Linked DNA regions of Mus musculus: region 2 is linked to region 1. A link is a loop called in an ENCODE intact Hi-C map of the cell type or tissue named here. Cell type or tissue: heart. All regions are shown on one strand. Links, peaks and the distances in the headings refer to the core of each region. The heading gives the core; the rest is flanking DNA.

What was found. A loop is a pair of places that touch in the nucleus more often than their neighbours do. Peaks named below come from ENCODE experiments on the same cell type or tissue, not always from the same donor. Only the 100,000 strongest peaks of a DNase experiment are listed, where the experiment ranks them.
Region 2: it touches region 1 in a loop (2.9-fold over the local background); 2 of 42 quality-filtered maps call a loop at or near these places.

What each region holds. Positions count from the first base shown.
Region 1 is chr6:85,913,697-85,918,087 of GRCm38, forward strand. It overlaps Nat8f1 (N-acetyltransferase 8 (GCN5-related) family member 1), which reads right to left and starts at 1,936. Exons shown (of 2, transcript NM_023160.3): 1 at 1,838-1,936. It overlaps Tprkb (Tp53rk binding protein), which reads left to right and starts at 2,023. Exons shown (of 6, transcript NM_176842.3): 1 at 2,023-2,094. In heart, for the core only: CTCF peaks have their summits at 2,219 (motif pointing left) and 2,424; a DNase peak (open chromatin) is centred at 2,015; H3K4me3 peaks cover 2,067 bases; H3K27ac peaks cover 1,774 bases.
Region 2 is chr6:86,008,212-86,012,602 of GRCm38, forward strand. 4930553P18Rik (RIKEN cDNA 4930553P18 gene) reads left to right here. Exons shown (of 2, transcript NR_155305.1): 2 at 1-1,142. Among named protein-coding and RNA genes, the nearest start is that of Gm33319, 2.5 kb to the left of the region's middle. In heart, for the core only: a CTCF peak has its summit at 1,947 (motif pointing left); no DNase peak of the experiment used is centred there.

The DNA of each region.
Region 1 (4,391 bases), core at 218-4,217:
CCCAGAGCTTGTGTCTCTAGCTGCATATGTAGCAGAAGATGGCCTAGTTGGCCATCACTGGGAAGAGAGGCCCCTTGGTATTACAAACTTTATATGCCCCAATACAGGGGAACACCAGGGCCAAGAAGTGGGAGTGGGTGGGTAGGGGAGCAGGGCAGGGGGAGGGTATAGGGGACTTTCGGGATAGCATTTGAAATCTATATAAAGAAAATATCTAATAAATAAAAAATAATAAATAAATAAATAAGAGTTATATGGCTATTGCCTGCAGACATTCTGCAGAAATACAGCCTCTAATGGACATCCCCATTAGTGATTTAATGGAGATGCAAGGACGTCACCAACAGGATAAACAAAATGTAAAAAAAAAAAAATAGACAAGGTAGGCTCTAGGGTTTATTGGCATTAATTCCTTGACATGTGTCACTCATTCACGCCTTCAACACAGAATCAGATCGGTTGGGACAGATCCCATCACAGGGCTGAGAGATAAAATTAAACCACCACAACCAAACAATAGTATCTTCAGAGATGTGGAAAGGAGTCAGAATTAGAACCAAGTCACACTGCTTGTGTGAAATTCCAGCACTGGGGAAGCTGAAACAGAAAGGCTATAAGTGCAGGGCAGTCTAGCCCTGGTGAGTGAGACTGGACTCACTGTGGTGGACTTTCCAAAAGGAAAGCTGAGAAGTTACAGAGAAATGGTTTTATATGTGGCTACCTGACACTGTCTTCTAACTTTGGTTCAGACCTTTATTGTCTATATCTGTTTCAGAACAAAGCATATTTCAGAAATTCTCACTCCAAGACACAGCTGCTCCTGCTACATATGGTATGTTCTGATGTACATCTTTTTGTGCCAGAGAATTCTCTTACAAGAAAAGAAGTCATTCCGACAACCAACCAGGTGCACGGTGTCAGGATGTCATCTTTCATATGACACAGATCTCAGAGTTGCTACTGATAGTGAAGAATGATTGGGGACAGATAGGGACACTTTCATATTCTGGATTATGAAGACACACTTGTACTTCACACTGAGGAAAGGAAACGAAACGGACACCCTCTCATTTGTTTTGAATTAACCTCCCAGGTATCTCTGTAGGGGTGTAAGGTCGATTATCAGTAGAAATTAATTAGATTCTGAGTTCCAATGTGCCTGTGTCCAAACACCTGCAGACGAGGAGAAAGCCAAGAAAGTAAGAAGCAAACATCATATGAGAAGTGTCCTCATGTTGACCATCTGGCCAGAGAGGCAAAACAAAACGGAGCTCCAGGATTATTGGCTGTCTTTGCCTATGGCCCTATCTCCTCCTTATATATTCTGCTGGGTGAAGATGGCAGGGAATGCATGTCTGTAGGGTAATTAACCTACTATTTCAGACTGCAGGTTCTCTCTGGATAAACTAATTTTAAGATTCAAGCTCTTTATTCATTGGGTTCTCTTGACAGGTAGCAAGGACTAAAATCCGGACTCACTATCTTGGTGGCCACCCTTCCCCGTGAGCAGTACCCTGGTCTTGTATAATTCCCTGAGGCGGATGGCTTCTGGGGACTTGATCCCAGCGTCGCGTCCTCTGGTCTGCTCAAGAAATTTGCCTCTTTCCTCTGTCACAGCTGTGAAAGTCCACTTGTCTCTAGATCTCCAAGCACCGGAAGCGCTCCTTCAATGTAAGCCACAACCACGCCAGATCCCCGTTTCCACCCAAGAGCATACTCGGTAAACTGAGTCTGGAAAGCTCTGATAAATTGTGACTCCCATCCTGGTGAATATTTTTCTTTTTCACAGGAAAAGAGTGTTCAACACAGGCTAAGAACAGGGCTGACAACACCATACCTCAGCTTCTAGGCCCGACCAGTGGGGGCTTTTCCACCTCCGAAGCCGGGACAAATTAGAGTTAGTTCTCCTTGTCCTCCGCCAGCAGCTTCTAGCGGTACTAGGAGTCCGCTCCACTTCCATTTTAGAGCCAGGAGCACGCCCACCGGAAACTGGGCGCCTCGGCGCCCGCCCACCTATCAAACATTAAGCACTTCCGGAAGTAGAGAGCTAAGTTTCCTAGGGGACGATCTTCTGATGCGGGCGTAGGATGCAGGGTGAGTTCCGCCCTGTTGCTCTTTCCCTGCGGACAGTTTTGCGGGCGAAGTACGCGTGCCTTTGCCCGTGTTTGTCGCGAGCCCCGGTGGAGAGCGACATGGTCTCAGGAGCGCGGCTCGGGACGGAAGGCCGCTCGGCTGCGCGCGCCGGGGCGCCCCCTGCAGGCGATGCCCGAGGCTGAGGCTGGAGGAGCCGCGTGCGGACCGCACAGCCACAGCCAGGCCCAGCGCTGGGAGGGAGGCGCGGCGGAGAGCGGAGTCGCCTCCACCCCAGGCTTTACCCGGGCCAGCGAGCGGCCTTGGCAGGAGGGACCCAGGCAAGAAGCCCTGAGGGTAGTAGGGACGCCCTGTTGGAAAGCCTGACCAGCCTAAGCCGAGGGCAGGCCATGCCATCCGGGTTGGAGAGGAGTCAGGCAGGGTCCAGACTACATGCTGGTCCCAGTGACATAGTTAGTGCTTTAGCTTCAGCCTGACTTCCTCCTGAAGGACCCCGTGACCATTGGGATAGGCTAGAATTGCATTACTGGTGACAGGGCCCGGATGAGGACGCTGTTAAGGTGTTATTGATAAGAGGTGATGGCAGTGCTTGTGACAAGGATGAGTCAGGAGAGATGTGGATATAGAGTCAGAACGTGGACACTGGACGTGAGAAGCCTTAGACCACCTCCTGTTGCTAATACCACAGTACCTCATGGTGGGTGAGGTGTTTTGTTGTGTTTTCCTAGACAGGGTTTCTCTGTGTAGCCCTGGATGTCCTGAACTCATACTGTAGACCAGGCTGGCCTTAAACTCAGAGATCTGCCAGCGTCTGCCTCAAGCCAGGGAGCAGGTTAGGAGGCTAGGCAAACTTCATTTGTAATAGAATCGCTTTGGAGATAGAAGCCTTTATTTGATAATCATATAACTGGATTAACAAAATTTTGACCTGGGCAGCGGTGGCACACACCTTTAATCCCAGCACTTGGAAGGCAGAGCAAAACAAAACCCAAAAAACAAAATTTTGAGTTCAAAGGCCCCAATTGCCCCTGAGGTAAACTATTAACTTTATAGTGATATGAGCGGATTAATTATTTTTTATTTTTATCTCTTAGTACAAAGTCCTAGCCACCTTCTTAATTCCATACTTGGCCTCACCGTTTAATATCACACATCGGGAACTAAATGTCAACATGACTCTTTTTTTTTTTTTTTTTCAAAGAAAAAAATCACATGATCATTTTATTTGATGCTGAGAAAACATTTGACATAGTTCTTTTTTTTGTTTTTTTTTTATTAGATTTTTTTATATACATTTCAAATGCTATCCTGAAAGTTCCCTATACCCTCCCTCCGCCCTGCTCCCCTACCCACCCACTCCCGCTTCTTGGCCCTGGCATTCCCCTGTGATGGCTGACTAGGCCATCTTCTGCTACATATGCAGCTAGAGATATGAGCTCTGGCGGTACGGGTTAGTTCATATTGTTGTTCCACCTATAGGGTTGCAGACCCCTTCAGCTCCTTGAGTGCTTTCTCTAGCTTCTCCATTGGGAGCCCTGTGTTCCATCTTATAGATGACTGAGCATCCACTTCTGTATTTAACAGGCACTGGCATAGCCACATATGAGACATCTATAACAGGGTCCCTTCAGCAAAATCTTTCTGGCATATGCAATAGGGTCTGGGTTTGGTGGCTGATTATGGGATGGATCTCTGGGTGGGGTAGTCTCTGGATAGTCCATCTTTCCTCTTAGCTCCAAACTTTGTCTCTGTAACTCCTTTCATGGGTATTTTGTTCCCTATTCTAAGGAGGAATGAAATATCCACCCATTGGTCTTCCCTCTTCTTGATTTTCTTGTGTTTTGCAAATTGTATCTTGGGTGTTCTATGTTTCTGGGCTAATATCCACTTATCAGTGAGTACATATCATGTGAGTTCTTTTGTGATTGGGTTACCTCACTAAGGATGATATCCTCCAGATACATCCATTTGTCCAAAACTTTCATAAATCCATTGTTTTTAATAGCTGAGTAGTACTCCATTGTGTAAATGTACCACATTTTCTGTATCCATTTTTCTGTTGAGGGACATCTGGGTTCTTTCCAGCTTCTGGCTATTATAAATAAGGCTGCTATGAACATAGTGGAGCATGTGTTCTTATTACCAGTTGGAACTTCTGTGTATATGCCCAGGAGAGGTATTTTTGGATCTTCTGGTAGTATTATGTCCAACTTTCTGAGGAACCTCCAGACTGACTTCCAGAGTGGTTGTACAAGCTTGCAATCCCACCAACAATGGAGGAGTGTTCCTCTTTCTCCACA
Region 2 (4,391 bases), core at 77-4,076, 94 kb after region 1:
AACTGGAAGTTGATTTTGTTAGGTGGTATATTTGCTAACAGGTTAAGATGGGATTTTCTAGCTGGGAACCAGTATGGACCTAAGAGCCCTGTGCACCCACTGCTGGCCAGCCTTGCCTACCTCAGGATGCCTGAGGACAGGTTGTAAGGTTTGTGAGGACACTGTCAATTTTCTGTGAGAGACAAAGTTTAAAAAGTGAGGCACAGAACTTGAACCCAACTGATAAACATGCCAAGTGAAGTTTCTGACTCAGGTGAGCTTCGTTACTTTTTGCTTGACTGTAAGCCCAGATGCAATTTCAGGTAGAAACGGAAGTTCCTGGTGCAGACAGCATGGTGTCTGCTTTGTGAGATGCTTGTCAGCAGGCTATGTGGTACCCAACACCATGGAAACTGGATCCTGTTGATGGGGATGCTCTGCCGGGCTCCCAGGAGAATCTTCCAGGATGCTGTTTGGATCTTTGCACTTTGATGATCACTGGCTACTGAAGCTCCAGAGTATCACAGGTATGATAGGATTTCCCGATCAAAGTGGGCTACCTCACAAGCTATGTGAAACAAGAGGAGATGACTGTAGCTCTGTGGACTGCATCAGGGTTGTCTCATGTGAAAGAGCATGAGGCAGCCCTCCTCCCCTCCTTGTACTCCACGTCAGCCCTTCAGATTGTCCAGTCCTGCAACCATGTTGTCCTGATGGCCAATCATCCTGACTGAGCACTATGACCACCAATCACAGCACAGTACACTATGAGTCTGTCTGGCCTAGGGAGGGTCTGCTTGCCTGAACATGTTTCCTGGAAGTCTGGAATTGCTTTGAAGCTGTAATGACCTTACTGCAGAAGGTAGTGCTTGCTTCTGTCCAGCAATAAAATGGGTGTCCTGCAAAGGGATGACACGACAAATTCATTGTCAGCGGCAGATTACAATGCAAAGCTCACTAGGAACTGTGAGTGGGTGCACAGTCTCTTTGCTGCTTCTGCTAATGATGGCCTTGCTGAGAAGTGACACTACCCAGAACACAGTCATTCTCCATAAAGCTCACAGAAACTCATGTTCTACTTATCTAAGTGTATTTTGAAACAGATTTGCAGTTTCTTAACAATGCTATTTAATTCTACAATAAAAGTTGACTGGTGTGTCCTGCTCCTGGGTCTGCTCTCTGATCAGGCGTCATAGACACGTTAACTGAGGTGTGATTGACAGTGAAGATTAGCGAGGTGCTGGAGGGCAGCCTTGTCCTAGCTGCTCACTTATTTCTCCTCTATCTCATTTCCCCCCTTTCTGTCTTTCTTGTTTTTGGTTGTGACTGGATCTCAGTGTGAAGCAGCTAGGTAGCACAGGCTAGCCTGGAACTTACCAAGATTCTCTTGCTCCTGCCTCCTAAGAGCTGGGATTAAAGACTTTTAATTACTACTGTTACAAAGTTTAAACCTCATCCTTGACGTTGTCTATAACTATTCTTGATTATGTTTACTCCTCAATGCCCTCTCCCATGCTCCTCCAAGTCTTCGCAAAACCTCTATCCTAAACACTCTCCTTCTGTCAAGTCTTATTTAAATGTACATTTATCTACTCTGTCTCTCTGAGTATGTATATGCATGTGCGCATGCATGTGCGCCTGTATGCCAGAGGCTCTGTGGAGTTCAAGATAACTTGCAGGAATCCAGTTCTCTTCTCCCACCCTGTGGGATCCCTGAATTAAACTCTGCTTGTCTGGCTTGTGTGGCAAGGGTCTTGTCCCATAAAGCCACGTTGCCGGCCTCATTTTCTGTGTTTGAACATCCCAGTGAGTTTAATTGGGATTTCTTGTTTGTGCATGCTTGTGGGATTCTATTAGAGCCTAGGCAACTTCCCATTCTCTACACCCCTAAAGAAAAATGATTCCTGTCTCCCAAACAATCAATAGCTCCCTGCATGCTGGACTGCTGAAGGGCTCCACCTTGTGGAGCTTTCGTGGAAGTAACTGCAGTGGCTGGGTTTCATGAGTGCAATGGTCTTTACCTGTCTAGAAGAGAGGCTGCCACAGCACTCCTCCCCAGCCTCCATCTCTCACATTGTTTCTGTGCCATTTTATACCTCCTGAGCAGTAAGTTGTGTGCATGTGCGTATGCGTGTGCGTGTGTGTCTGATATAGATATCTCATTTGGGGCTTATCACTCAATACTCATTCTCAACCTTTTGAAGAGTAAGGAGTCTATACATTAACCACTCCCCATGCAAAAGAAGCCTCTTTGACCAACAGGGAAAGCAGCACTAATCTATGGATTTACATATTTACGAGGCAGTTTGTTTCCCTCTGGGCCTTTATGCCTTTTCAGAGTTCCAGATTGCATCCAGCGTCAGGGTTCAGTTGCCTAGACATCCACCCTTCTAAGGTCACATGCTGACTCTCCCAGGGCCACACCTAGGACGTCGAGTGAAGTTGAAGCCAACACTGAACTTTGCTTTATGAACTGAGCTGCTGTTCCAAGGTCGTCTAGACTTGTGCGACTAACATGACATCAATGAACTCCTTGGGTAGAGAATGATTCCTGATGGGACCCTCAAGGGCAGCCAGGGTTGGCAAGCGTTGCCCCAGTCATTCCTGCCTGAGAAAGGTGAGCTCTCACCCGTCTCCACAGTCAACACTCAACAAATGTATCTTACATGGGAGCCATCCTGGTGACCAACGCATCACTACAGTGTGCCATGTTCTTACCACTGGCCCTGTGGATAGCTCCAGTACATGAGTACCGGAAGTCCATCTGTAAGTGTCCTCTCTGCGCATGCTCCCATTCCAGCCCTGCCCTTGCCCAGAAACCCTCTTTTTTCCACTTCTCCCATTCTGTCCTTCCCTATCATGCTCTCCCCTGCTGCTGGCTGGTCTGGCCTAAGTGAGGACAGAGGCGATCTCTCTTCACATGAAAGCTGACCCAGGAGACACACCCCCCCCTCCCCTGCTGCCTCTCACCACGCTGTTGGCAGGTGCAGAGTGTTAGGAGAGGTTGCTCTGTTGGTACAGGACTGGGATGAGCATTCAAGGTCATCACTGTCCATTCTCCCAGATAAACAGATGAGAGGAAAAGAAACCCTTCTGGTTTGCGGTGCTCTCCAGAGCACCACTTACTTTGAAGACAGTGTGTGGGCTCTAAGGAAGGCTCCGTGCTCAACCGTGAATTGGGCTTACCCGTGAGGATCAGAGTTCAAATCTCGGAACCCACACGGTGGCTCACACTGCTCAGTGCTCCCTAGTTCCCGGGGATCTAACTCTCTCTGGGGACCTCAGCTGTCACCAGGAATGCACATACCTACAAACACACACATAAAATAGCCTTCTAAATAAAAAAACCCCAAGAAAAATAGAAACCCCTAAGTCCAGGGCTCTGGGAATGTTTCTGTGCACAGGTCTTGCTAGGTGTGCTCAGGCTTGAGGCAGCACTGGGGGACTGACAACAACTCCCGGAAGGAGAGCTGAAGCGTCTGGAGTTCTGGTGGAAGTTGGATGTGCCTGGCTACCCCAACACAGCAAGACAGTGCGACTCGTGGGAATCTTCTCCAAGTGCACATGGGATTTCCCCTCAGCCTTCAGCTGTTCCAGCCTCACACCAGACAAAGCACAATGGCACTAATTCTGTGGGCCCTGCAGACCCTGGGGTAGCAGGCGGAGGGCCTGAGGAAGGAAGTGGCACACAGGAAGCCACTTCTGTTCTTGCTATTGTTTATTGTCCTGGGGCACAGCCATAGGCCTTGCTTCTTAGTTTTGGGATGAACTTTGTCTATGTGCACACTTTTCATTGAGGCCCAAGGCAATTAGGTAACTCATCCCGAAGATGAAAACCCAAACACTTGCTGGGTATGCTGCCTCACATCCTGATAGCGGGGAAGAGAGGCATTAATGCTATCATTACTTTTAGCCTGCTTGAATTACATAGTGAGACCCTGTTTCAAACAAAGCCAATTCTAGGGAGGAGGGGAGACACCTTCTGAGGCGCTGGTGCTTCTCCATCAACAAGCGCAAAGAACCTCTCAGGCGCATTTGCCTGTTAGCTTAGTAAGTGGCACTCGTACTCCCTGAGGCCTGCAGTGTGTTGGCATCTCTCTCTCTCTCTCTCTCTCTCTCTCTCTCTCTCTCTCTCTCTTTCTCTTTTTTTTTTTTTTTTGAGACAGGGTTTCTCTGTGTAGACCAGGCTGACCTTGAACTCACTCTGTAGACCAGGCTGGCCTCAAACTCAGAAATCTGCCTGCCTCTGCCTCCCAAGTGCTGGGATTAAAGGCACGAGCCACCACAGCCTGGTTGTGTGTTGGCATTTCTGAGCAGACACTTAGTCATGGCTGTTTTGGGGGTGGGTAAGATTTCTATATAAGGCAGGCTGGTCTCAGATATTTGATGATTCTCCTGCTTCAGCTTCACTG